Regions from separate parts of the Homo sapiens genome. Here all the other regions are linked to region 1. A link is a loop called in an ENCODE intact Hi-C map of the cell type or tissue named here. Cell type or tissue: endothelial cell of umbilical vein. All regions are shown on one strand. Region 1 overlaps NRXN3 (neurexin 3). Region 2 overlaps NRXN3 (neurexin 3). Region 3 overlaps NRXN3 (neurexin 3). Region 4 overlaps NRXN3 (neurexin 3). Region 5 overlaps NRXN3 (neurexin 3).

The links. Peaks named below come from ENCODE experiments on the same cell type or tissue, not always from the same donor. Only the 100,000 strongest peaks of a DNase experiment are listed, where the experiment ranks them.
Region 2: a loop joins it to region 1, with 5 times the contacts of the local background. A loop is called at or near these places in 5 of 110 quality-filtered maps.
Region 3: it touches region 1 in a loop (5-fold over the local background); 6 of 110 quality-filtered maps call a loop at or near these places.
Region 4: a loop joins it to region 1, with 4 times the contacts of the local background. A loop is called at or near these places in 4 of 110 quality-filtered maps.
Region 5: it touches region 1 in a loop (4-fold over the local background); 5 of 110 quality-filtered maps call a loop at or near these places.

What each region holds. Positions count from the first base shown.
Region 1 is chr14:79,276,246-79,281,245 of GRCh38, forward strand. The region is part of intron 15 of NRXN3 (neurexin 3); the gene reads left to right. Among named protein-coding and RNA genes, the nearest start is that of NRXN3-AS1, 200 kb to the left of the region's middle. In endothelial cell of umbilical vein, no CTCF peak of the experiment used is centred here; a DNase peak (open chromatin) is centred at 3,036; H3K4me3 peaks cover 1,071 bases; H3K27me3 peaks cover 2,210 bases.
Region 2 is chr14:78,957,266-78,962,265 of GRCh38, forward strand. It overlaps NRXN3 (neurexin 3), which reads left to right. Exons shown (of 21, transcript NM_001330195.2): 11 at 1-96. Among named protein-coding and RNA genes, the nearest start is that of NRXN3-AS1, 120 kb to the right of the region's middle. In endothelial cell of umbilical vein, a CTCF peak has its summit at 2,603 (motif pointing right); a DNase peak (open chromatin) is centred at 2,636.
Region 3 is chr14:79,367,736-79,372,735 of GRCh38, forward strand. The region is part of intron 15 of NRXN3 (neurexin 3); the gene reads left to right. Among named protein-coding and RNA genes, the nearest start is that of NRXN3-AS3, 260 kb to the right of the region's middle. RefSeq lists an enhancer at 3,648-3,817. In endothelial cell of umbilical vein, no CTCF peak of the experiment used is centred here; a DNase peak (open chromatin) is centred at 2,166; H3K27ac peaks cover 1,321 bases.
Region 4 is chr14:79,541,952-79,546,951 of GRCh38, forward strand. The region is part of intron 16 of NRXN3 (neurexin 3); the gene reads left to right. Among named protein-coding and RNA genes, the nearest start is that of NRXN3-AS3, 88 kb to the right of the region's middle. In endothelial cell of umbilical vein, a CTCF peak has its summit at 2,211 (motif pointing left); no DNase peak of the experiment used is centred here.
Region 5 is chr14:78,964,736-78,969,735 of GRCh38, forward strand. It overlaps NRXN3 (neurexin 3), which reads left to right. Exons shown (of 21, transcript NM_001330195.2): 12 at 1,290-1,671; 13 at 2,473-2,663; 14 at 3,438-3,611. Among named protein-coding and RNA genes, the nearest start is that of NRXN3-AS1, 110 kb to the right of the region's middle. In endothelial cell of umbilical vein, a CTCF peak has its summit at 4,595 (motif pointing right); DNase peaks (open chromatin) are centred at 2,856 and 4,686; H3K27ac peaks cover 2,612 bases.

The DNA.
Region 1 (5,000 bases):
AAAGAAGTCGAAATAGGAATGTGTTAACTAGAGGGAGGGGCAGGAGGGATAAGAAACACATGAAAAAATTAACAGTGGGGTAAATTGGAGAGGGACATTCATTTTATTAGGATAATTGGGGGTTGTCTCTTTGTAGTGGAAGAAGTAAAATAGACCTGTCTTACATTTGTCCTCTGAAGAGTCTTCTCAGTATTTAACTGTGTTCCCAAATGGAATCAGCCTTACCAAAATTCACGGTGACTTCTTTTGACATTTTGCAAAAAGTAAATAAATAAATTATAAGTATGACAAGTGAAATGAATAGTTCCAGCTGTGATGCACCAGCAGCATTTCCAGATTTTGTACTGCATTAAGGATTTATTTTCTCTTTATTGCCTAGCAGAGAATTAATTGGAAGGTCCATCTAAGCTTCCCACACATCCTCAGAATGAAGTCAAAGCAGTCTCCAATGCTCAATGCCAATTAAAAAAAAAAAAAAAAAAGAAAAACAGTAAGTGGGTAGGTGGTCAGTTTATCAACTCTGGAAAAGCTTGTCTTTGAGGATTCACACTGCTAAAGCCAGACAAACGCATCAGCAAAATTAATGGCATAAGGAAAATGTGAGTATGAGATTGGCAATTGATTCACTGAGTTCGTTCATTCAGCCAGTATTTACTGAGCCCGTATGATGTGCTACCTATTTTTTCACACACACAGAAAACAGGAGAAAATGAAGACTCAGCCCTCAGAGAGCTTATAACCATTTTAAGGAGATAAACTATGAACAAGTATACAGATAAAATAATTTCAGACACTGGAGAGTGCTGTCAAGGAAATAAAACAAGGTAATGGGAGGGGATGCCTTCCAGGGGTGGTGGTCAACTTTAAATGAGGACCAGAGAGGGTCTCTGAGGAGGTGACATTTGAAATGCACCCATCACATGAAAATCTTGGGGAAAAGCCTTCCAGACAGAAGGGGCCAACAATGCTATAAAGGCCTTGGGATGAGAAAAAACTTCCCACGATCAAAGCAGAAAGACCTGGGGAACTAGAGAGTAGGGAGGAATGGGGCATCTGGCAGGAGATGGAGCTGAAGCATTAGAGTTAAGCAGAGTCATCTAGGCCGCCTTAAGGCCAAAAGTGCAGTGGAAATCCACCTGGGGACTAAATCAAGGAGTGGTTGAATTGAGTGGAAATTATCATGGATATTTAGGATATTAAGAATTTTTTCTGGCTTTTCTAGCAATAATAGCATAAGACCCTAACCATGTACTTAACCTGTTCTTCACCTTTTTAGAGCTTCAGCTTATTTTTCTAGTGGACAAAGAATATTGCCACTGTTTGTCAGGTGCTCTACCAGATACTGTATATTTTCTCATTTTAAACCCCCAACAACCTCGAGAGGGAGGCATATTCCTCATTTTACAGAGGAGGAAACTGAGGTTTCAATGGAATGTCCATAAACCACCCCTTCCCCTTGCTGTGGTGTCCCTGAGAGCATGCTGCTGGTTTAAGACACTGCGTGGGGGCACACCCAAAAGTATGCAAGACCTTGTCAGAGGGCCATTTCCTGGGGGGCTGTGGATCCTGGACCACCCTTACAAATGAGAGCCAGGGCAGTTAGGGTGACTGTGTGCATCATTTACTACGGGCAGCTTGAAGCTTTTGGAGGACACCAATTTCAGAACCAGAATACCAGTTCACTGCCATAAATTCTGAAATGGACTTGATGTATGACCTTGAAGGCAAATCACCTGTAGGTTTGGTCTTTTTGTTAGAGAGACATAATGCTGTTTCCTCAACACCTCCTTGGGGTGTCTCAAGGATGAATAGGGCTGTCTTAATCCCTGTTCTTTATCCTCAGGGGGTTTGAAATGAGAGTGGAGTATATAATAGGTGCTATAAGCTCCTTTTAAAAAAGCCTCCTAAATACAACATATATATGTTTTAACCAGCAAGTATTGTTCACTCACCTCCCCTTCCTCCCTGCAAATGTAATGGGCTTTTTACCCAAGGTGAATGGTAGGAGGGAGTCAAAGCTAGCAAGACCTGTGTGGACAACAACCTGGCCTGAGAGGGCAGCCTGTTGGGTTTGTCCTTCCTGCGCATGAGACATACTGGAGGGGTGGATGCCGCCTAGTCCACAGTGTTACCGTGTCCTGGCAGAGCCTTGGGTCAGTCCCCTCCTGGAGTCACAGATGGCCACGACAGAGGACAGGTGCTGCCATTCTGGCTCTCCCCTGCGTGTTCAGTCGTGAGGTAAACACCGTGCTGTCTTTGATGCCCAGCGCCCAGGGGACTTCACCCACCTGGGGCAGCCCTTCTGCAGCCAGTTCCGGACAGGCGCCAGTCACTTCTCTTTGAGCCAGCCGACTTGGCCCTCTCCCCTTCTGAAGTTTTTTGATCAGGACTACAGGCGCGGACGATAACCTCTGGATTTTGAATCCCAACAGTGTCCTATCCACCACCGGGGGTGGCAGCCACCTTCTGGAAGGACTGCCAATCACGGAGCCCTTCACCCTTTGGAGTCCCCAGGCCACCGCTCCACCTTCACTTTTGGGAGTCCGGACTCAGATTCCCATCATTCGCCCTGCGGGAGGGGCCCTGGGCATTTTAACCCCGGGAGACACACGCGCCTGGAGAGTGGTCGCCCAAGCCACCGCCAGGCAGGGAGGAGCGCGCGTGCGGCACCACCGCGTGCAGCAGCTCCAGCGCTCGCGCTGCCTCAAGGGGTTTATTTTTATTTCTATTTGGAGCTACTTCGGCCTTAGCCGCCGCCCTTACTTTTCCTCCGAAATTGTGAGAAGGTGCCTTCATGGCTGGAGTTTGGTTTCACGCGCCTGGGAGAAGAGCAGGGCACGGGTGATAAAGAAGGCGCAGTGTCGGTCTGTCGGTGTCACACACGCGCGCACACACGGCGGGGCGGGAGCCGCGCGAGCGAGAGGAGGGCGGGCGGCGTGTGCTGGAGGCTCGCGCGGGTGTATACGAGCCTGTGCTTGAATGGGAAGGGCCGGGATTCCGGGTCGCTCTGGCCCCTCCTTCCTCCGGAGCCAGCCAGTCCCTCGGCAGAGCGCTGGGGCTGCACTGATTTGCTCTCGGGAGTGCGCTATTTGCATATGACTTGCCCATTTGTGAATTTGGCTCCCCAACTCCTCGCTTCACTTCACCTGTGCCTCCCTGGTCCGCGCACTTCGCAGGCGCCCGCCCGCCTCTCGGCCACCTCTGCAGCCTGCCAGGCACCTCCTCTTGCGCTCTCGCTGATTTCGCCCACCCACCTCCCTCCACCCCGTGCCACGTTGGTTTGGGTGGCTGCTCCGCACCGGGTTCCTCCTCCTCTCCTCTTTCCCTCCAGTCCTTCTTATTCTCTTCCTCTGGCTGCGGTGGCTGCTGCTGCTGCTGGTTTTCATCCAGTTGGGAAACCCAGGAAGCCGGCGGCTGCTCCGTGGCGCTAGTCCAGCACGCCCAGGGTTAAAAGCCTCGCGCCCTTCCGCGGAGACTCCCAGGAACACCCGAAGAACTCTTCCACCTGCAGCCCCCTTTTGCCTGGCAGTTCTGCATTGCATCTCATGGAAGTGGAAACAGGAAAATAAAAATGTTCAAACTCCTTGGATGTTGGGATAAACTCACCTGAACCCACTTGGGTTCGGGCTGCCTCCTTCTCTTCCTTCATTGCCACCTTTCCTCTGTGTGGCTCCCGGGAGTGTGCGGTTAAGTCATCAGACTCGAAGTGCCTAGAGATCCGGAGGAAGCCGCGCCGGTCTTCCCCTGACATGCGTGGCATGCCGGGGCTCCGTAGGAGGTTTGCTATACCTGGGAGGACCCTGGCATTCTAAATTTCAGCTCCGGGAAAGAGAAGGGGCTTTTTGCCTTTTATCTTTTTTTTTTCTTTCTTTAAGTAGTAATTTTTTAACTGATTCATTGTTTGGAAAGCGCATATTGCTTCCCTCTTCCCCGAATTCTGGCAACTCTTCCTCCTGCTATGATGGGCCCTTGGGCATCATGAACTTCATTACTCCTCACTGGCTGGAATTCAAACTGCCCATCTGTAGTGGTCCCGTGCGTTGACCATGCACCTGAGAATCCACGCGAGACGGAGCCCTCCTCGCCGGCCGGCCTGGACGCTTGGGATCTGGTTCCTGTTCTGGGGATGTATCGTCAGCTCTGTATGGAGTTCTTCTAATGTAGCTTCCTCCTCCTCCACCTCTTCCTCGCCGGGGTCTCACTCTCAGCACGAGCACCATTTCCATGGCAGCAAGCATCACTCAGTGCCTATTTCTATCTATCGTTCCCCTGTTTCCCTTCGAGGAGGACACGGTAGGTCTCTCTGCTCTTTATCCTTTTAATGGGGCATAGCAATTCGCTAACCCACTAGCCTTGCAGGTAGTGTCAAAGGTGGGAAGGGAATTTAAAAAAAATGAATTTAAAATGATGAAAAGCATCGTATGTCCATGAGGGAAGCAAATTTCTACTTTCTCATAAAGGTTAGTGTTTTCTGCCCCTAGCCTCCGACAACCATCTCCACTTTTCTCTAAAGGGTTCTTTTCCCCTTAGCTCCCTCATTCATAGCTGCACAGACACCACACTCTCTCTTTTGCAACCTTCTACTCTCTCCACCCCCACGGAGACAGGCAACTTATCAGGTGAGTCCCAGTGCTGTACTTGGAGAAATATTCATTCACCTTGCTTTCACCCTTCTTTGCTGTGGTCTTGCTTGGGAGCTAGTGGGGGTGGGGTGGGAATAGCTGACAACAGGAATCAGGTTTTCAGCCTGAAGTTGATTGAACTGTTATAAAGTAGCCTGTGTGGTAATGGTCAGGGAAAAGTAGCCGAACATAAGAAGGCAGAAAATATAATTAACAACCTGTGGCCATTTGTGTTGAATTTGGCAGCTTTATGTTTGTCCACATATCTAGTGGAAAAAGCAGCTATCTCTAAAACTACACATCTACTATTGCTATCAGAAAGGAAGCAATATGTAAGATAAGGCTAAGTTCATTTATAATTTACCCAAGTGTAAATGA
Region 2 (5,000 bases), 320 kb before region 1:
CAGGGCAGAAGCTCAATGACAACGAGTGGCACACCGTTCGGGTGGTGCGGAGAGGAAAAAGCCTTAAGTTAACCGTGGATGATGATGTGGCTGAGGGTGAGTATGACTATGGTGAAATTCGTCTGTCTTTTCTCTCAGTCCTCTCAGTCACTGAGTGAGCAAACAGTGTTTTGCAAAACCTTTTATTTTGCATAGTAGAAGTCACAAATCATGTTTTCTGTTGACAAACTCAGGCAAGGCTAAGAAGGTCTTCCTCTGTATTTTACAATACCTTTTCATCAATGTGCGTTATGGAAATTACCTACTAACTATAACTACATATTTATGGGTCTCTCTCCTTAGGCGTAGAGTATGTGTCTGGAGAACAGATGTAGGGTTCTACAGATCCTTTTATTATTCAATCATTCAAAAATCACATGTCAATCATCCTCCCATATGCCAGTTCCTTCCATCAGTGAGTGAATCACTCTCTAGTAGAAGAGATGGGCAAACCAGAAATTCAGAACATTACAGGTAAAAGTAAGTACTAAAACAGTGCATGATACTTAGAAGGTGCTGAATAAGGTTTGGTTTAATTAATTACTTATTTAATCATTATTAATTATCTATTCTGCACTACACACCATTTTACAAGGCACTGATAATACAGTGGTGAACAAACAAGCAAATCTTTGGCCTGGTGGGATTTACATTTAGAATGTGGAAAGAAACATTCAGAGCTCCACACAATCAATAAGTATTTCCTAAGAGTCTGTTCTATGTCAGCAGTATGCTAGAATTGCAGAAGATAAAATGGAAACAGATGAGATTACCTGTTTCCTCAAATAATGAACCAATTAAGCAGATCAGATAGGACTCTGGTATTTGAAAACAGGACCAAAATATATAATGAGATTCTAATTTTGATGGGTGAGATTACAATTTGTCAATCAGAAGAGAGAATTACCCATTTGGGCTGGAGAAATCAGGAGTGGTTTATAAACGTAGATCTTCAGACTGAATTTGATGGTGGATGTAATTTATGAAGGCTGAGGTACAAGAAAGAGGGTATCATCAAGTGCCATTTTACATGCTATATCTTTTTTTTCTTTCTTTCTTTTTTTTTTTTTTAAGACAGTCTTGCTCTGTCGCCCAGGCTGGAGTGCAGTGGCGCGATCTTGGCTCACTGCAAGCTCTGCCTCCCGGGTTCACGCCATTCTCCTGCCTCAGCCTCCCGAGTAGCTGGGACTACAGGTGCCTGCCACCACGCCTGGCTAATTTTTTGTATTTTTAGTAGAGATGGCGTTTCACCGTGTTAGCCAGGATGGTCTCCATCTCCTGACCTCCTGATCCACCCGCCTCGGCCTCCCAAAGTGCTGGGATTACAGGCGTGAGCCATCGCGCCAGGCCTTACATGCTATATCTTATAAGTCTTCCCTCTCTGATATTCTAGAGCAGGACACATCTATGAAGCAGAATTCTTATCCATATGGGAAAGAAGATTTGGGGCAGCATGGGGTATTACATGAAACACTGTTGCCATCAGATCTGGGCCCTGACGTTAACTTGCAGGACGTTAGGAAAGTTAACATTCCTGGGCCTTGTCAAATGCAGTCAGTGGCCTAAGCCATCTCCATGGTTTCTTCTGTGAATAAGACAGTCAGTAGCCCTGGGGGTCTAATATAATCATTGCCACTAAAATATTTTATGCCTTTGAGATAGATATACTAAACCTCTTTTTCCTAATTTCCTCATTTTTAAAATTGATATTCTATTATTTCTATGGCCTTTCCAGCATGAATATTCTGTAATTTGGGGTCTTATAATTTAATTTTATATTCATGAGCCTGAGTTTCTATACTTCTGGAATCAGGAAATATAGTAAGATATGTACGTGCATGTACAGGTGTGTGTGTGTAGAGAAGGATAGCCTGTGGATTAAGGAAGAGCGTCTAGGCACATATCCAGTGCCCAGTAGGCATTAGAAACTGTTAGCTGTGTTAAGCATATCAGCTCCTTTAATCTTCTATCATTCACTATAGCCTTTAAAGGTAAGTGTTCTTAATGCCATTTAAAGGAAGCATAAAACTTTGAGAGCGTTGTATAATTAAGCTCCAAATCCATGTCAGTGTGATTCCACAAAATCATTCTGCTTGCTGTACTTCAAAATCCATCATAAGAAAATAATTTATCTTACAATATGGGAAAAATATAATGGAATGGGTTGGAGTGAGGTAGGGAATGCATTAGCTTATTAAAGTCTCCTAAGAAACTTACAGGAGGTAGGCCACAACACTTGACCTCTCCCTCACAAAAACAAAGACAAACAGAACCACCACAACAATTACCCAAAACACTTCGATTACACATAGACATAACTCAGAAGCGGGAGGTGAAGTTCCTGGTCTACGTGCCTGGAGCATAAATTTGCATTCTGAAATGAACATTTTAAAAGAGATGTACAAATGGTTACACTATTTAGCGCCCGCAGCCAACCTGAATTAATTATTCAAGAACTGTATGAACTGTTGGTGCATCTGGATCCTGCAAAGGATAAGTCACACATCTGTTGCTCACTCCTCTGGGCTTGTCTCTGAAGGGTGATGGGATTCACAGCCGCTTCTGAAAAGCAGCCACTAGATGGCGACCTCACCCTGATCTCTCCTGACAGTGAGTTCGTTTCATTTTCCCTGGAAAATAAATGCTCCAAAAGTATAGTCATAAAGAACTACAGAGCTGAGGGTACTATAATGTGTCTCTCTCAGTCATTATTCTTTTATGAAAACTTTGGAATAAAGCTATTTGTAAATTGCACTTTCTTTTACCACTAATAATTAAAAAGCAGGGCCAAGTCACGAAATGCCATTATCCAGTAATTTGATTTTTTGAAATTAATGAAACGCTTTCATTTTCAGACGTGTCCCCCCAACCCCCCGAACTTCACTGCTGATGGAAGAAAGCAGCCAGAAGGATAAAGAAATTTGAGAGGGGAAAAGTGCTGTTTTGCTTATGAGTTACAATCTTGGGTTGCTTTTTATAGTGATAAGGGGTTGGGAAATTTTAATTTTAGTTCACAGAAGTCATAAAATCAGGCAATGAAACTAAAATACCCACAGTCCTCAAGTTATTAAGTAGTATCTCATTGGCTTATTTAGTAATCCCTTTAATGTTCTTTAAGGCCCCCCTAGTGTGTCCAATTTCAGCTAGTTTATAGAAATGATGTAAAGAATAGGTCTGGCTCACAAGAAATCAAAAGCAAGGATAGAAATATTCCTCAACCTTGTGTTTATCATTTATTGTAATGTGATTGTGTTCTTGGAAAAGCATTAAGTTCGGGTGACAGTTAATAATAATTGATTGATCTATGTTTCTATTATTAAGAATACATTACTATACCAAGCATAACTTGAGTTATACTCCTCAGAATTGGGGCCTAATGCTGCATGAACTGCCTCCTCTGCCTAGAACTTCTTGCTAGTACAAAAACTTGCCCTTGCTAGTAGAAAAATTTGACTACACTGGTTCTTGTTGACTTTTCCTGTCCTTACCTACATAGCATGTATAGCACCAAGCTGTAAAAAGTCATTTTGCAAAATTTTCCATTTAAAATGTATTTCTCATAGTAATTTTTAAAAACTTGACAAAATAGGATTGAGGAGTGTGCGGTCAAACAAAATGAAATGGAGTTCTTTATTGCCAGGCTTATTAGGAGACTTTAATAAGCTAATGTACATTGCAAATCATTGATAAGTATGCAGTATTTGCTAATTTTTTTTTTTTTTTTTTGGTTCCAGAAACTTTTTTTACTGAAGTATTTTATACCACATACTTACACACTTTTAAAAAATGCTGACATTATGGAGAAAAGGATTTGGGACCAGTAGAGCTAGGGAATTATGGGCAAAATATGAAGATTCTTGACTGGTACTCTGTAAGCCTTCGTTTTCTTAACTTCTCTCCCCACGTCTAAGGGCCATGAAAGGTCAATTTGCTTCCTCTCAGCGTTTCCCATTATTATTCTTTTTTGCTGAGCTCTTAGTTTTGACCAGGAACCTCATGTGTGGAAATGGTGAGGACCCAAACCTTGACCCCAAAGCAAATGTCTCAAATACAAGCCCCTCCCCCCAGAAGTTAGGAATGCTGGCTGTGCTCAGACCCCTCTGGTAGCCACTGGGGGACATATAGAAGACACAAGAGGTGGCCTCTACTTAAAAAGAGCCCACATTCTCACACAAAAAAAGAGAAAAACAGTAAGTGAAATGACCACAACATGATTCAATCATTTCGGAGGAAGGGAGAGAAATGAATGCAGCATAATTAGTAATAGCGCACGGTTTAAGCCATAGGCACTCTATTAAAAACTTTACGTGTGTTGATACGTTTAACCCTGCTAACTTCATATCCGTTTTACAGATGGGGATCTGAGGCATAGAAAAATTCAGTAACTCCCCCAAGGTAACCCAGTGAAGAAGTCTTGGAAGCAGAATGCAAAGTCAGGCAGTACAGCCCTGGACTCTCCATGCTCATCCACTATATGCTATTGCTTCATAGGAATAGGAAGCTACAGCTTGAACCTGGCCAGAATTTTCCATAACTATATGTCCTTCGTCACTCTAAGAGCTGGTTTGTAGACTGCTTGTTGGCCATCAGTGCAATATGGAAGTGAATGTGTGACAAGGAGGCAAGGCAACAATGCTGCTTTAGGGAGGGTGCTGGATATATTACCCATGAATTAGATGGAGTGACATTCTGATACTGGGCCATAGGGAAGAAGTACAAACTCCTTAGAACAGCTTCTACATGGAAATTTCACCAGTTAAATTCTACCTACTGCTTTTCTTGGGCAATGATGTGAGGAATAAGTAAAACCTTTTTTCCAAAGACAGTTCATTGTACTAGTAAAGATATGGGCTTTGGAATTAGCACACCTGAGTTCAATGTAGGGGTCTACCATTTACCACCTGCATGAATCTTGATCAAACTGCTTAACCTCTGCAAGCTAAATGTCCTAACCTCTAAAG
Region 3 (5,000 bases), 91 kb after region 1:
TTAAACTTTATAACCACACCAAGATCATTGAGCTAGTAAGTGGCAGGCTTGGGATTTAAGAAAGCTTGTAATGATGTTACATTTGATGGTTTAAACTGTGCTGTGGGAAGGGAATCCAAGAAGATAATCCCATGTTTCTGCTTCTTGTGATGTTTGCAAATCTGTGTTCTGGAGTAAGTCTTTGAGTTGACTCTTGGAGCTTCTGAAACGTCTATTGGATATACTATAACCAAAGATAAATAAATAAATAAAAAGATCAGGGTTCCTGAACGTTTTCATCTTTACATTGATTGCAATGATTACAAGTGATCATTTCATCACTTGGAGCATTATTACCTCTATGGGGCTTTACATGATACTGACTTTGTCAATAAAAGGACATATTAGGAGCAGGATTTCTGTTTGGGCCAGAACAAGGGGACATACCCTATTTTTAAAATTCCCCAGTTTAGGAATTGAAGTGACTGCATACTAAAGTTGGCCAAATTTCATGTGGCTATGGAATGAGAATATATGAAAAGTTGGTTGTAAAAACAATTAAGAGGATTGGGGCAGACTATTTTATGGATCCCTTCCTCCTTAGCTTCTGAAATGAACTAACATTGATTCTACAACCACTTATTAAATACCTACTTTTTGCCATGGCTGATGCTAAGTGTTGAGGCTAGAAATGCATATGAATTATATTTTAATAAGCACAGAATAAAGAAAACTTGTCTTCCTAATTTTTACTTTAAAAGACTTTTATCTCATTGTTTAAGTGCCATAATTGTACAAAGCATGCTGTTCTGAGTTCAGTGTTTCTTGGCTCATTCTCAGTCAATACTCTGCATAGCATCTTTGAATTCCTTACTCATCAAAGGGTAATGAGTTAATTTGTGTACTCTACCTCTGCCACCTTTTGAGCTGTGTTGTTGACCATTCCCTATACATTTGCATCTCTGTCTGCCAGAAGATGTACCAGGAAAATAAAAGCAGCAGAAAATCTTATAACTTCCCACCTAGACATCAGTCACCATCAGAGTTTGGTCTGGAAACAGAAAAGTTTATTTAAAACAAAATTGGTACTCTGTGAATATTTCAACCATTTGTTCCATTTAATCCCCATTAGTGAATTTGCTTAGATTAATTTTTTTGTGGATTCCATTTCCAAGAATGAAAGCAAAATAATTACATCAAAAGGCCACTGAAATCAGCCAAATTCTCTGGCAGGAAACTTATTCTATTCAGTCACATTCAAACTATCAGGTATGAAAAATACCTTTCACCACTGGATAATACAACAATGGAGTTGGAAAATCAATCGTGTGGTAAATAAGCAAAAACTACGTGCAAACAGAGGAAAGAAGAGTTGTTCTGAAAATGGTATTTCAATAAAAGTTATAGTGATGACGAGCAGTGTGATGATGTAGGAAGTTCCAAAACTAGGTAGAGGGTATAATCAAAGGTGGGTACAATGGAACAAGCCTGGAGGCAAGGACGGGCCAGTCAGGAACAGGTGGGCTTATAGTGAAAGAAAGTGGAGGCTTTAGAAGTAGAGTATTTGATGAATTCTTCCGTCCATTCTATTTTGGCTTCTATGTCAAGGAGGATGACAGATATTCATTGTGTAGTTTTATAGGAAAGGCGATTGGTAGTGACTTCAATGTTATAAAGAACTTGGCCAAGTCCATAAAATGTCCATGGTGTATAACAAATCTTTTATGGTGAGTGATCCATGGAATTAGGTACTTAGAAAAGTCGATTGAAACATATTCACAGAAAGGCAAAGGTTTGATGACCTGGTGCATGGAATGAGACAGAGACACTGAGAAATTTTGATTGTACAAGTTTTTCCTAATATCCCACTTACATCCTGTAGCGGTGTGGGCCCATTTATTCTTTTTTATGTTTGGTTTCCCTGTCTCATGGTAAAATCATGGACAGATGTTACCCCTCAATTTTCTCTTTTTCAATTATTTCTGATCCTTCTCACTTTAATCAGTTTACTTGATAGTCTCTGCGCTAGTGTAATTTCTCCAGCCTTTTGAAAAATGTAGACGCTTGAGCCAGACAAAAGCACTTCAGCAGGAACATGACTAATCTTGAAGACATAGAGCAGGGCTGATAATGTACGCCAGGAACTGTCAGTTAAGAAATAGTGATACTGCATTGCTGACTCACAGTCAGCTCATGGGTCACTATGCTGCCCCCATTCTGTTGAGATTTCAGTACACTTTCCGTATATGGAGTTTCTGTGTTGGTACACATCCAGAAGGTTTCTTGGGCGCATTGACCTTCACATATTGTTTGGTTAATTTACCTAACTTGGTATTAATCAGACAGAAAAGACAAACATGAAGTAAGGAAAGTCGGCCTTTGCTGTTCTCCCTTGAACTTGGCTTCACTTCTATCCCCACCATTTAGTAAGGAAGAACAGCCCCAATTTATTGAGTTGCTATGAGCCAGACACTGTGTAAGCACTTTCTACACATTATTGCATTTAATTCTCCAAAGAATGAGATAACTATTATAATCTCTGTTTTATAGAACAACCAGCTAAAGTTTATCGGGTTTTTTTTGTTTCTGTTTTTTTGGGTTTTTTTTTGTTTTTTTTTTTTGAGATGGAGTTTTGCTCTTATTGCCCAGGCTGGAGTGAAATGGCGCCATCTTGGCTCACTGCAACCTCTGCCTCCGGGGTTCAAACGATTCTCCTGCCTCAGCCTCCCGAGTAGCTGGGATTACAGGCATGCGCTACCATGCCTGGCTAATTTTGTTTTTTTAGTAGAGACAGGGTTTCTCCATGTCGGTCAGGCTGGTCTCGAACTCCTGACCTCAGGTGATCTGCCTGCCTCAGCCTCCCAAAGTGCTGGGATTACAGGCATGAGCCACCGTGCCTGGCCAAGTTTATGTTAAATAACTCGTCCAGAAGGTGTAGTGGGATGTTTGACTCCAAAATACATGCTTTTACCGCCTCAACTGACTGAGCTTGGGACTACCTCTAACTTTCATTAGAAACACAAATCTTTTTCTAATAAACTTTCTTCTTCTTTTCAATAAAAACATTTCCCACAAGGTGACTTAAATTCATTCACAATTAGGTATAAATACTGATAAGAGCAGTTAACTTGTTTTAAGAGTCTAATATGTGCTAAGCCTTATGCCAGATGCTTTACAAGCATTATCTTAAACCTTGTAACAATTTTGCAAAAATGTTACTCTATTTTATAGAACCAAAACCCAAGACTATGAAAACCTAAATATCATCCTCAGAGTCATACAGCGAAGCAGAAATTGTATCAGCTAATGAGACTTAGTGCCATTTCTCTCATATTGTGTGAGAAAAATGGCAATGCTCAATAAATGTTGTTCTAACTGTTCCAGGTATCAAGCAGTAGAAAAAGAATATGGCAGATCAGGTGGATTTTGCTGTCAGCCCTGGAAACACTCAGCTGGTGGCTACATAATCCATCATCTCCTGAAGCTTTCATTGTCCACATTTTTTTTCTACCCTTTAGTCATGTGTTTGTAAGGAATAAATTACTAAAATACACCATACCTTTTAAAATATAGAATAAAAGCTCACAGAGAGTTAGGGTGACAGAACATATGATTCAACCTTCTGCCTTCTGGCAGACAGTAGGCTATTTCTTTTAGGTGGGTATCTAGGAATAGATACTTGCATATAATATTTTTTTTTTGAATCCCAGACTGGTCCTACTAACATTCTTGATTACCACTTATTTAAGTGACCATCAAACCAGTTTTATATCTGATATGTTTAATCCAAATAAATGTCTTTTTTTAAAAAACTGTTTAAAAAATGGTATTTAAATCCTTCCCAGATTTTAGCTGTGTATAGTCTGGAAGGAAACCCATTCACATGGTTTTATCAGGTTTGATATTTAATAGATCAAATTAGTAAAACAGGGCCCTCACTTCACAGGCACGGTGAATTCTTTGTTGATAAGATCTATCAATGATCAGTATGGATCATTGGATGGCAGTGAACGTATACGTTTGTGGGGAAAATTCTTATGCACCTTCATAGTAATGGTACTGCCCATTTTATTTGAGGATAATTAAAACACAAAATACCCAACGATGCTGTTTTTATTGTAGGTATATGTTAATTCCTCTAGAGATAGACAAGACTCTAAATTCATGGAACTTTAAGTGGGATGTTCCACAAAGGAAACTCTTTAAAATAATATAGAAAAATAAATAAGTAAATGTCAACCAAAATGGCAGAACATTTAAAATCAGTCTGCCAAATATCTTTTCTCACTTTACTTCATTTGTTGAACAATTTATATGCTGATATAGATGGCCATTTTAACAGTGTATACAAAGCATTTATATCCACACATGTACATTTAATCAAACCTACATGTCTACATACACATACTTAAGACACACATAGAGAGTGTGTGAGAGAGAATCAACTCATCATAATTGTAAAGGTGAAGAAAATTGATTCCTTAAGACTAAAACACACCATATTAAACTTGGAGTTTATATTTTGAAAATAAGATTCAGGAAGTCTTCTAAAGCATTCGAAGATTGATTAGAAAGATAAATTTCGGCACACAGGGTCTCTGTTCTTGTAACTTTCCCTGTGGTAGCTTATCCCTCTGTATAATACATTTTGTCATCATTCTTTCTTTCCTCCCTGATACAATAAAAATAATTTCCAAGGTTAGATTCTATCTTGCAAGAGCTTTTCCCCAAGGAGGTGCATGCATCTTCTTAATTTATTATATTATATAATAATTCCTCATAGGAAAACTAAAGGCAAATTAAAACCACATGGAGATAATGCCTGACTGTGCTTTAGACTGTTGTCTACCACTGGCTCTTTAGAAAAAGATCAGAGATACCCCTCTCTTGATTGTCCATTTTCTTGATCATGCAATGTGGTATTTTAAGTTCTATGCTGGCTTTGATGCTTTTGTTAGTCAAGGTGCATGTGTGAATGTGTGAATTGGATATGTGAATGATTTTAATATTAGCTTAAATAA
Region 4 (5,000 bases), 270 kb after region 1:
AGGCAATTCTAAAAATGTGTATCTTGATTAAATCTTCTCTGTATGGAACAAGAGTGAGGATAAAGTTGTAAATGATAAAGAAGTAGCAATCACTAGCCAAGAGAGGGGACTGTTTGCTATTTTGTGGGTGAAGCAGTGACTTTGTTTTTCTGTGCATTGATTAAATTAAGATGTAGCTTTGTTTTGACTCAGTTTATCATGGTCTCAGAGTGACTTCTTCTGAGATTGGTATTCTGTGACATTGCTCATGTGCAATAGAAGAATAACAAGATCTAGCCATGAGTGCCAGGTTACGTTCCAGATGTCACAGGCTGCTCTTTTGTTTTGTTTTTCTTTTTCAATACCAAGTGATAAGAATGAGCATGCCTAAAATTCCAGCAGTTGTAATAAAATACATCAACCAAAAGGTTCAGACTGTCCTGTAAGACCCATAATAAGAGTCTCAATGTGTTCTTAAAAGAACATTCTTTCTTAGCCTACGTGAACATCCTTCTCTAGACTTAAATTACTTCTGACCCACATGTTGGGCCGTATCTATTTTAAAGACAAGAGGAGCTAACTGCAAAGTTCCTTGTCTGGTAAGCTGTTTCATCTGATAGTTGTAATAGCATTTTCTCCCGTCTCACTGTAGGGCCTAACCCCACAAGCATCCTTGTGAAGAAAGACCCCACAGTCCTCTTTTTAAGCTTTCTCCCTCCCTTTCCTGGGGTGCCTTATCTATTTAAATATTAGAGGTGAGTCAAATGTAATTCTCTTTAATGAAAAACAAACAAGTGATAGAACCCTAAACGCTCTTTTGGCAAAGATCCCTTCAGAACAAACAATCTTCTTTTAAAAGAAGTCAGAGCTAGGAAAGGGCCACAGGAGAGCAGGGATAGCCAACTAAACTATGCAGCAGGCTTCTCTGAAAAAAAGTGAGTGACTTTTTTGGTGTGGCAAGAAAAAAAAAAAGTAAAGTTTGATATAACTAGTAGTCCTTGGAATGACAAGTGACAAGAGAGGTCTCTTCCCTCCCTATAGTCCCAAGGAGAAAAGGGCTCTGTAAAATTAAAGGCACAGGTATTCAGTTGAAAGGACATATTTTTCTCCTCTAACTTATAATTAGCCTGCGATACTGGCTTCTGTAGGCTCTTATGAAGGCAAATTGCTCAGGACAGTGACTCTGGCGATGTCAGTCATACAGGCAAGCACTGGGATATCTATCACAAACACATGCCAGTTGTCATCTTCCAAGGCATCACCTGATTGCCAACTCAGGTCAGGAAGAAATCATTCCTCTTTCTTCTTCTGTGATGTTACTTATCTGTTGCAACAGAGGAGAGGGTTAGCACCTTTCATGACATATTCCAGCATCCTGTTAAATTGATCAGAAGACCAATTGCACACAGTGTCTTCTACCATTGAGATTGGAAACACAGCCAAGGGTGGAGATGGTCAGTGAGGCTTCCCAGTGTCTTGCAAGTTCCAGGTCAGTTGTTTATGCTTAGAGTCCCCTGACAGAGAGATGGATGTGTTAGCAGGTTCTAGGGCCTGTGGTTTCCCTTGTGGAAATGCCAGTGGACCATGTGTGCTCCTTGGGTATCAGGGTGATTGGGCTTGGGTTGGTTGTGGCCACAGCATGAACTGGAGAGTCGGCTGTATTTGGCATGACAAGGTTGGCACAGGCCAGCTGAGACCTTGAAAAATTTGGAGCTGATGCAGAGGTGAATAAACACATTGAAAACAGAAGCTGCAACCTCAAATTTCTACAGGGACCAGACAGGTAATATGCCTGAGTGAAGCAGGCCAGGTGGCAAATTGTACAGTGCAGGCCCCAATCAAAGTGCACAGTGGCCACTCAGCTGCCACTGGATTATAATTGTGTAGAGATGTGAGTTTAGAGTTGTCAGCTTTTCAAGAGAAGCCAACAGTCTGGTGTGTATGTTAAATCCCCTGATTCTGGCATCTAATTAATGCCCTTAGCAGTCCAAACCAAACAATGTGTGAGCTGCCATTTTTGCAACCTTGAGCTAATGGTGTTAACGTCCAGTTTCTTTGTTTCATAACATCTATGGAATGGCTTTGTGAATGCAAATGTTGAAACATTGTGAGTCTCATCCCCAACAGTGAAAATAAATACAAAATTTAGGCAAAAAATAAAAATAAAAATAAAAATACTTCTTAAATGTCACAGCGCCCCCATGGGGCTGGCTGGGGCAACAAATTAAGGGACACAGCTGAGCTTTCGATTCTGTCAGTAACTAAGTAGTAATGGTGCCTCAGGGGGTCTGAGTCATTGAACAAGCGCTACAGGATAGCACAATACTAGGTACACAAAGTAGGCGAGCACAGGCTCCCTACCTTTGAAAAGTTTATAAGTTCATTAACAGTATTATGTTTCCATGCACTGGAGCATTAGAGGAAAAATGCCACGATAACATCTAAACAAGAGTGCAGTGGGCCCTGAGAAGTATGATGATTCTGTTTCCTTCTTTAAAGCATCTCTTCTTAATAATGTGCAGTAGTAGAGAGAATAGAAAAGCAGCATGATGGCCATGTGACTTGCTGGATGGATGCCATTTCTGTTGGATGAGATTGGACATCAATAGGTAAAACCAATAAGAGGTTGTGTGCATTTTCAGATTCTGGAATTCTGGAATCTATGACATTTTTGGAAAAATAGCTCTCCTAAGACACTGGTTCTAAATATAGCAGTGGGTTTCAATAGTTCTATGAATTGAAATCAATAGTACTAAGGAGCGAAGAGCCTAGATCACTCTCCCAAGAATCATTGCTTAGATGAGTGGTTCTCAAAGTGTAGTCTCTGGCCACCAGCATCACCTGGCAACTTGTTACAAACGCATATTGTTGATTCTCATTCCACAACTATTGAATCAGAAATTCTGGGACTGAGTCCTAGCAATCTGTGTTTTAAACAAGCCCTCCAAGTGATTTAATGCATGCCAAATACTAAGAATCACTGTTATCCTTGGAAGAGGGGAAAGCTCAGATAACCCACAATTGAGGTCTAGAGATGTTCATAGTCTCTTCTACAAGTAAGTCTTACCAGTGAGCTATAGTAGAGATAACCAAGATAGCATGTAGCTGGAGGAGCTGTTGCTTATTTGACTGGATTTTTTGGTCATTTTTTCTTTCTCACTTATGTGTTTGTTCTCCACTTGTTTTCAAGCCCCATTGATTTCTGTATTAGCTTTCTATTGCTGCTATGATAAATTACCACACATTTTCATGGCTTAAAGCAACACAAATTTATGAGAGTTCTGAAGGTTAGAAGTCCAATACAGGTATCTCTGGATAAAATCAAGGTGTCAGAATTAGAGCAAATCCCTTCTTGGGGCCTCTCGGGAACAATCTACTTCCTTGCTTTTTCCAGCTTCTAAAGGCCACCTGCTTTCTTTGGCTCATGGGCCCTTTTCTTATAAATGCAGATGTTGTTTTTAAAAATGAACAATGTTAGGCTGCCTTCCTCGAGGGGCTGTCTCTCTTGTTCTCACTCTTCTGCCTCCCCTTCCACCTTTAAGTATCCTGTGATTACATTGGGTGCACCTGGATGATAGGCAAGCTCCCTATTTTAAGATCAACTGATTAGCAAATTTATTCCCCTGTGCTATAGAAGGTACCATATTCACATGCTTCAAGAATTAGAATATATTGTATCTTTCATGGGGGAGGTACATTATTCTGCCTACCATAAGAGATTGTATTCGGAGGGCTTGTTTTTTTTTTTGTTGTTGTTGTTTTTTCACCAGGAAATGGAGCCTGGTGAAAAATGTAATATATAGCCTCTTCCTCCACACTACTAAACTACCTTTCTGTGTCCTACAGAGACTGTGTAATATTCACTGGTGAAGACATAAGCTTTGTAGTCACAAACCTGAGTTGACGTTCCTACTCTGGCACTTACTAGATTGATATGGTTTGGCTGTGTCCCCACCCAAATCTCATCTTGAATTCCCATGTGTTGTGGGAGGGACCCGGTGGGAGGTAATTGAATCATGGGGGTAGGTATTTCCCAGGGTGTTCTCCTGATAGTGAGTAAGTCTCATGAGGTCTGATGGTTATTATAAGGGGGAGCTTCTCTGCACAAGCTCTCTTTGCCTGCTGCCATTTCACGTAAGGTGTGACTTGCTCCTCCTTGCCTTCTGCCATGATTGTGAGGCCTCCCCAGCCACATGGAACTGTAAGTCCAATTAAACCTCTTTCTTTTGTAAATTGCCCAGTCTTGGATATGTCTTTATCAGCACCATGAAAATGGACTAATATATAGATGTAATAACTTTTTGCAAGTTATGCAATTTTGGGCCATAGATTCCTTTATTCTGAAGTGGAGAAAATACTTTCCTTATACAATTGTTATGTTTACATAAAATAAGGTGCCAGATACATAGTAGAAATAAAATAAATGATGTTACTACTTCCTAAAATCCTAAAAGTTTCATTTCAGATTGCTGAGTAAACCCAGTTAAAGAAACCAGCCTCTGTGTTTTGGTGTTGTCATTAATGCTAAGTTACATTTCCTTAGGGTATCTGCATTAAGCAAATGTAAGATGTTTGAGTTTCAAAGATGAACAAGTGACTTGTAAGTGTAAAGTGGTATGGCTGTTTTTAATAAATAGGTAATACCACCCTTTTGGCGGGTAGTAGAGAAAAGAAGATGAGTTTTTAGAAAAAGACTCAGAGTTACTCAGAATTAAGAAAATGAATCCTTACTGTCAATATGAGTCTCCCAACTGCTAGCGCAAGTGGTGGATAGATTTTCTTTTCCACTAGATTTACTTCCTGATATACACATTTATCACTCAAGCATGGACTGTTCATCAAGTCATTTTCCATCTATAACCCCAGCTGAAGCCTGACAGGTTGTGTGTTTATTATGTACTCTTAAAAAACTGGAGCTCATTTGCCCCTGCTGCGGGGAGAGCAGACTCAGACAGATAGAGGGATAAGGTCATTCAGTGGAATGCCCATTCACTGCAGTCAAGCCTAAATAATAGAGAGGT
Region 5 (5,000 bases), 310 kb before region 1:
CCACATTAATGATGTTTTTCTTTATTTTGTTATTAAAATTTCCAGTCTCTTTGTATTTTTTTTTCAAGCCCTCCTTATCCCCTCTGCCCTAGTCACTCACCACTTCTAGGTAAAATAGGTAATACAAGTTCTAAATAGTTCATTTGTAACAGCTGAAGATATTTCCGTTGTGAATGTCAGAAACCCAACTCAAACGCTTTAAGCATGAAAGGGAGTCTATTGCCACACAGTTTGAAAAAGCCGGGAGGTGCCTGGCTTGATCCAGAGTCTCAAAGGACAGCACAGATGATTCTCTTCATTTGGTAATTGTCTTCTGGGTTGCTAGTCCTCTGATCCCTCTGATTTTCTTATAGCCTCTAGGGACTCAAAGCTTTCTTCTTACCCCTCCAGCAGTCCTTGCTTGCAAAGAATCCTCTTTCCTAAGTGTACCAGCAAGAGCTCTGGAACTGAGTGTGGCCGGGATGGCTTGGGTTGTTGCCAGTTCTAAGGGTGGTCCCTAAATCAGCCACAAGAGCATCACTGTGAAACTTGTTAGAAATGCAGATTCTCAGGCCTCACCCCAGACTTTTGAATTCTAAACTCTGAGGGCCTAAGCCCCCCAGGTGATTCTGATACACCCTAAAGTGTAATGACCGCTTTTTAAGTCTGTAGTCCAAAGTCTGTGACAGTTAGGGGGGTAAAGTACATTGAGTGGTCTAGGCTGAGTAGCTTGATTAGGGTCAACTTTATCCAGTCCAGGTGGTTGAAAGGTCAAGAGGGGTGGGTAGCTTCCTAAAGAAAAATTACGTGTTATTATAAGATAAAGTAACAGTTGCTGGGCAGGTAAACTCAACTGATAAGTCTATAATAGAATCCTTCCCACGAGTACTAAGTGGAGAGTTATTACGAGAAAAAATACTTGGTAGTGATGCCCAAGACTTGTGTGTTGTGTCTTTACAAGGGTCAGAGCAACAAAGGCCTTTCTTCTTATAGTGTGTATTAGTGTCCAGTGATTCTCCTGAATGGAGAATATCAATAGTTTTATCCTTTAGCCTGGGTTACTCATGACCTCATATTTCCCCTTATATGATGAGCCGTGCTGAGCAGCTGCGTGACAGCATGTAATTTGGGCAATGCCTGATTGAGGCCAAGTAAGGTATCTACCATATTGAATATTTGGTTTTCTTGAACTCACCCAAGAAAGCTGAATATTCTGTGTGGAAACAGGTTACACCCAAAAAATATACTTGAGGGTGCTGTGATAAATGATGGTAACTTTTCTGTTTGTACCTCATTTACAATTTTCACAGGTACAATGGTGGGAGACCATACCCGTTTGGAGTTCCACAACATTGAAACGGGAATCATGACTGAGAAACGCTACATCTCCGTTGTCCCCTCCAGCTTTATTGGCCATCTGCAGAGCCTCATGTTTAATGGCCTTCTCTACATTGACTTGTGCAAAAATGGTGACATTGATTATTGTGAGCTGAAGGCTCGTTTTGGACTGAGGAACATCATCGCTGACCCTGTCACCTTTAAGACCAAGAGCAGCTACCTGAGCCTTGCCACTCTTCAGGCTTACACCTCCATGCACCTCTTCTTCCAGTTCAAGACCACCTCACCAGATGGCTTCATTCTCTTCAATAGTGGTGATGGCAATGACTTCATTGCAGTCGAGCTTGTCAAGGGGTAAGTAGAAGGGATCACGACTTATGTTGGACACCTTTAATCTACTGAAGCTCTACGTAAAATATGGACATAAAAATAACTTGTCTATTCTACTCCCTACCCTCCATTCCTGACACATTCTCGCATCTTCCTTGATTAAATGGATCCATAAAATTATTAGGTCTGGAAAGGAGAGAGGCTCATGATTTAATTTAAAGGTCTTCCACTAACTCAACACTAACAGACTTTTTCCTATGAAATGTAGCCCTTTAAAACTATTGAAGAAAAGCTTATTTTTGCAAAAGAGGGCTATGATTTGTATTGCATCTAATTCTTGAGTATTACTAACTACAACCACCCAATTTATACCAAAAGATGAAACATAAATATTTTAAATCCTACCATTAGCCCATATATGCAAGTTTTTAGAAGCTGCCCTTTCCTCAAGACATTTTACTACCATGTATTAGAAAATAGTCAAAACAAAAAACCAAAACAAAAACCAAAACAGATTAATGGTTGATGATGAATTTAAAAGTCACCCCCTTATGTTTTGTAGTGTACAACCTGTGCTACTTTGACTCTGGAGAGTATTAGTAGGTAGTGTTAATGAAGTGGACTCGATGAGTATGGAATTATAGTGAAGCATGATAGAATAAAATCTGACTATTCTTGTAACCTCATATCAAGATTTAAATTATTCCTGCATTATGCCAGTTTAGCATGGGGGATTTGAAGCCCACTATGTCAGTTACACACATATAGCCATTAAACCACTTCGGGGATTTTCCAATTATTGTTTTTTTTTTTTTTTCTTCCTAGGTATATACACTACGTTTTTGACCTCGGAAACGGTCCCAATGTGATCAAAGGCAACAGTGACCGCCCCCTGAATGACAACCAGTGGCACAATGTCGTCATCACTCGGGACAATAGTAACACTCATAGCCTGAAAGTGGACACCAAAGTGGTCACTCAGGTTATCAATGGTGCCAAAAATCTGGATTTGAAAGGTAAACCTTGTAAAGAAATTTAGTTTTTAATAGAGCTTTTCTTACAATAGATAGACTATTTCCAGAGGCAAACCACAGGTTCAGAGTGCCATGCATTTTTGATACATCATCCATATCCTGTTTTAACAATGTTGAATTATCCTGTAATGCAATTTTTTCCGTTTTTACTTAGACTACTCATCAAGAAATGGTTCATTTTCTCTGATAACCTCGGGAATGTCATGCTGTGGGGGCTGAGAGATGACAGGATGAGTGTCAAAGTGTGGGAAGGGCCGTAATACAGAGGAAGGAATATAGGCTTTGGAATTTCAGCTGAATCATTTAATGTCTGGTGTCATCAGTAAACTGTCTTAGCCTTGTTCAGCTTACATTTACTTTTCTTTGCAAAATGAGGATAATAATTGTTAGTTTCTGTATAGGTCGTGAGAAGTTTTGATGGCATGTCTGTATATCCCTCAGCATATTATTGGTAACAAGCACATAAAAAGCACTCAATAAATGCTTGCTTTGTTGACAATATTGTTAATCTTTACTCCATCTATGATGAATAAATTTTTGAGATGGTATATATAAAATGAATGACACATAATAAATATTGGTTTCCTTTTTTTGCAGGGTAGAAACTCAGGTGCTTATCTCATTTATGCTGTCCCCCCCCCCCCCCCCCAGCTATCTTATTCCTTATCTGATGAATTATCTCAAGTGTATCAAACTAGTTGACATGGTCACCACATCCTTTACTCATTCTCTTTTGCTAATTACTTTCCTTTCCAGGTGATCTCTATATGGCTGGTCTGGCCCAAGGCATGTACAGCAACCTCCCAAAGCTCGTGGCCTCTCGAGATGGCTTTCAGGGCTGTCTAGCATCAGTGGACTTGAATGGACGCCTGCCAGACCTCATCAATGATGCTCTTCATCGGAGCGGACAGATCGAGCGTGGCTGTGAAGGTACAACCTATTTTTTTCTTGTTAAGCTACAGCCTTGTTGCAAGCACCAAGCCTCTTTGCTGCCTCTGCCACTGCCTCCTTCCTCAGTTGACCAGTCCTGTCTCATTCTCATTTGCCACGTGACATTGCATCACCATCAGTGTTCTCTTGTCACTGGTTTAGTATGTCAAGACATGTGCCACAGGCTCCAGGAATGTATGTTGGCAGATGTTTTCTGAGTATCACATACTTGCCAATAAAAATAAAATAAAATAAAAAACTTCCCTGGCATTGACATCAGGCTTCTTTCAATGTGTACCTTGGCTTCCAGAATGGCTGAAACAGCACTGGAGACTTTTATTTATACTTTAATACATGATGAGGGGAAAACCAGAGATTTTATGTAGATGTCACTAATTAATAAAATGTTTCTTATTTTGGCTGATAGTGACTGCATTATTTAATGCAAATCTAGCAGGCAATAGGAAAACGATGTCCAAATGCCATGATGATGGAAGGGAACTAACATTTACTAAGTACTTACTAATTATCAGGCATTGCTAGGCAGTTCTTTAGTGTGGTATATTGGAACATTATGGGCTTTGATATTAGAAATACCTGGATTCAGCTCCAGGTAGTAGCTCTTGTTAGCTATGTGACATTTGGAAGGTGATGTAACTTCTGTAAGCTATATCTTTCTTACCTATAAAACAGGGCAATAAAACTTACCTTGAATGTAAGGAGATCAGAAATACACATAAAATGCCTGGTATGTAGTAGGTACTCGATAAATGGTAGGCTTATTGTTTACAAATATTATTTTATGTCAAACATCTAATAATACTGCATGTCTACCCATGCAGCACAACAAACCATGCTCAGCCTGTTCCTGTAGATGATCCACTGTCTCTTGAGATACTAAATGAATTTTACAGGTCTTCCTGAATCCAACAATTCTTTGCAGTGTAAACAATCTAGTTTTAACCAGCAGATGGCAGAAGTGAACACATTCAGCCTTCCCTAGTAGTCTTGGGTTGGCTGAAAACGTGACTGTTACCTAACTTGAAAGGCAAAGAAGTTGCCTGACCAAGGATCTATGTAATTATTTCCTTTTTTTCTTTTTGAGCCTTTTGGTTGAGCCTTATGGTCCTGTGTTTGCGCAATATATTGTGTTTCCTTGTATCAGTTGTTAATTTACCACATCAAATCTGTTCATTCCACTTCTGTGTTCAACTTCATGTATCGCTTCTGTTCTTAAACAGCTTCCATCTGGGTTAGCTCATCATCGTAAAGCACACATTTATAAAAGCTTCCTGTCAGCTTATCAGGCTGACTTGGAGTTATGGAAATTGTTTCCCTTTGCCTAAGAGTTATTTTTGTATTTTGCACTAGTAATAGGAATGTTCATTC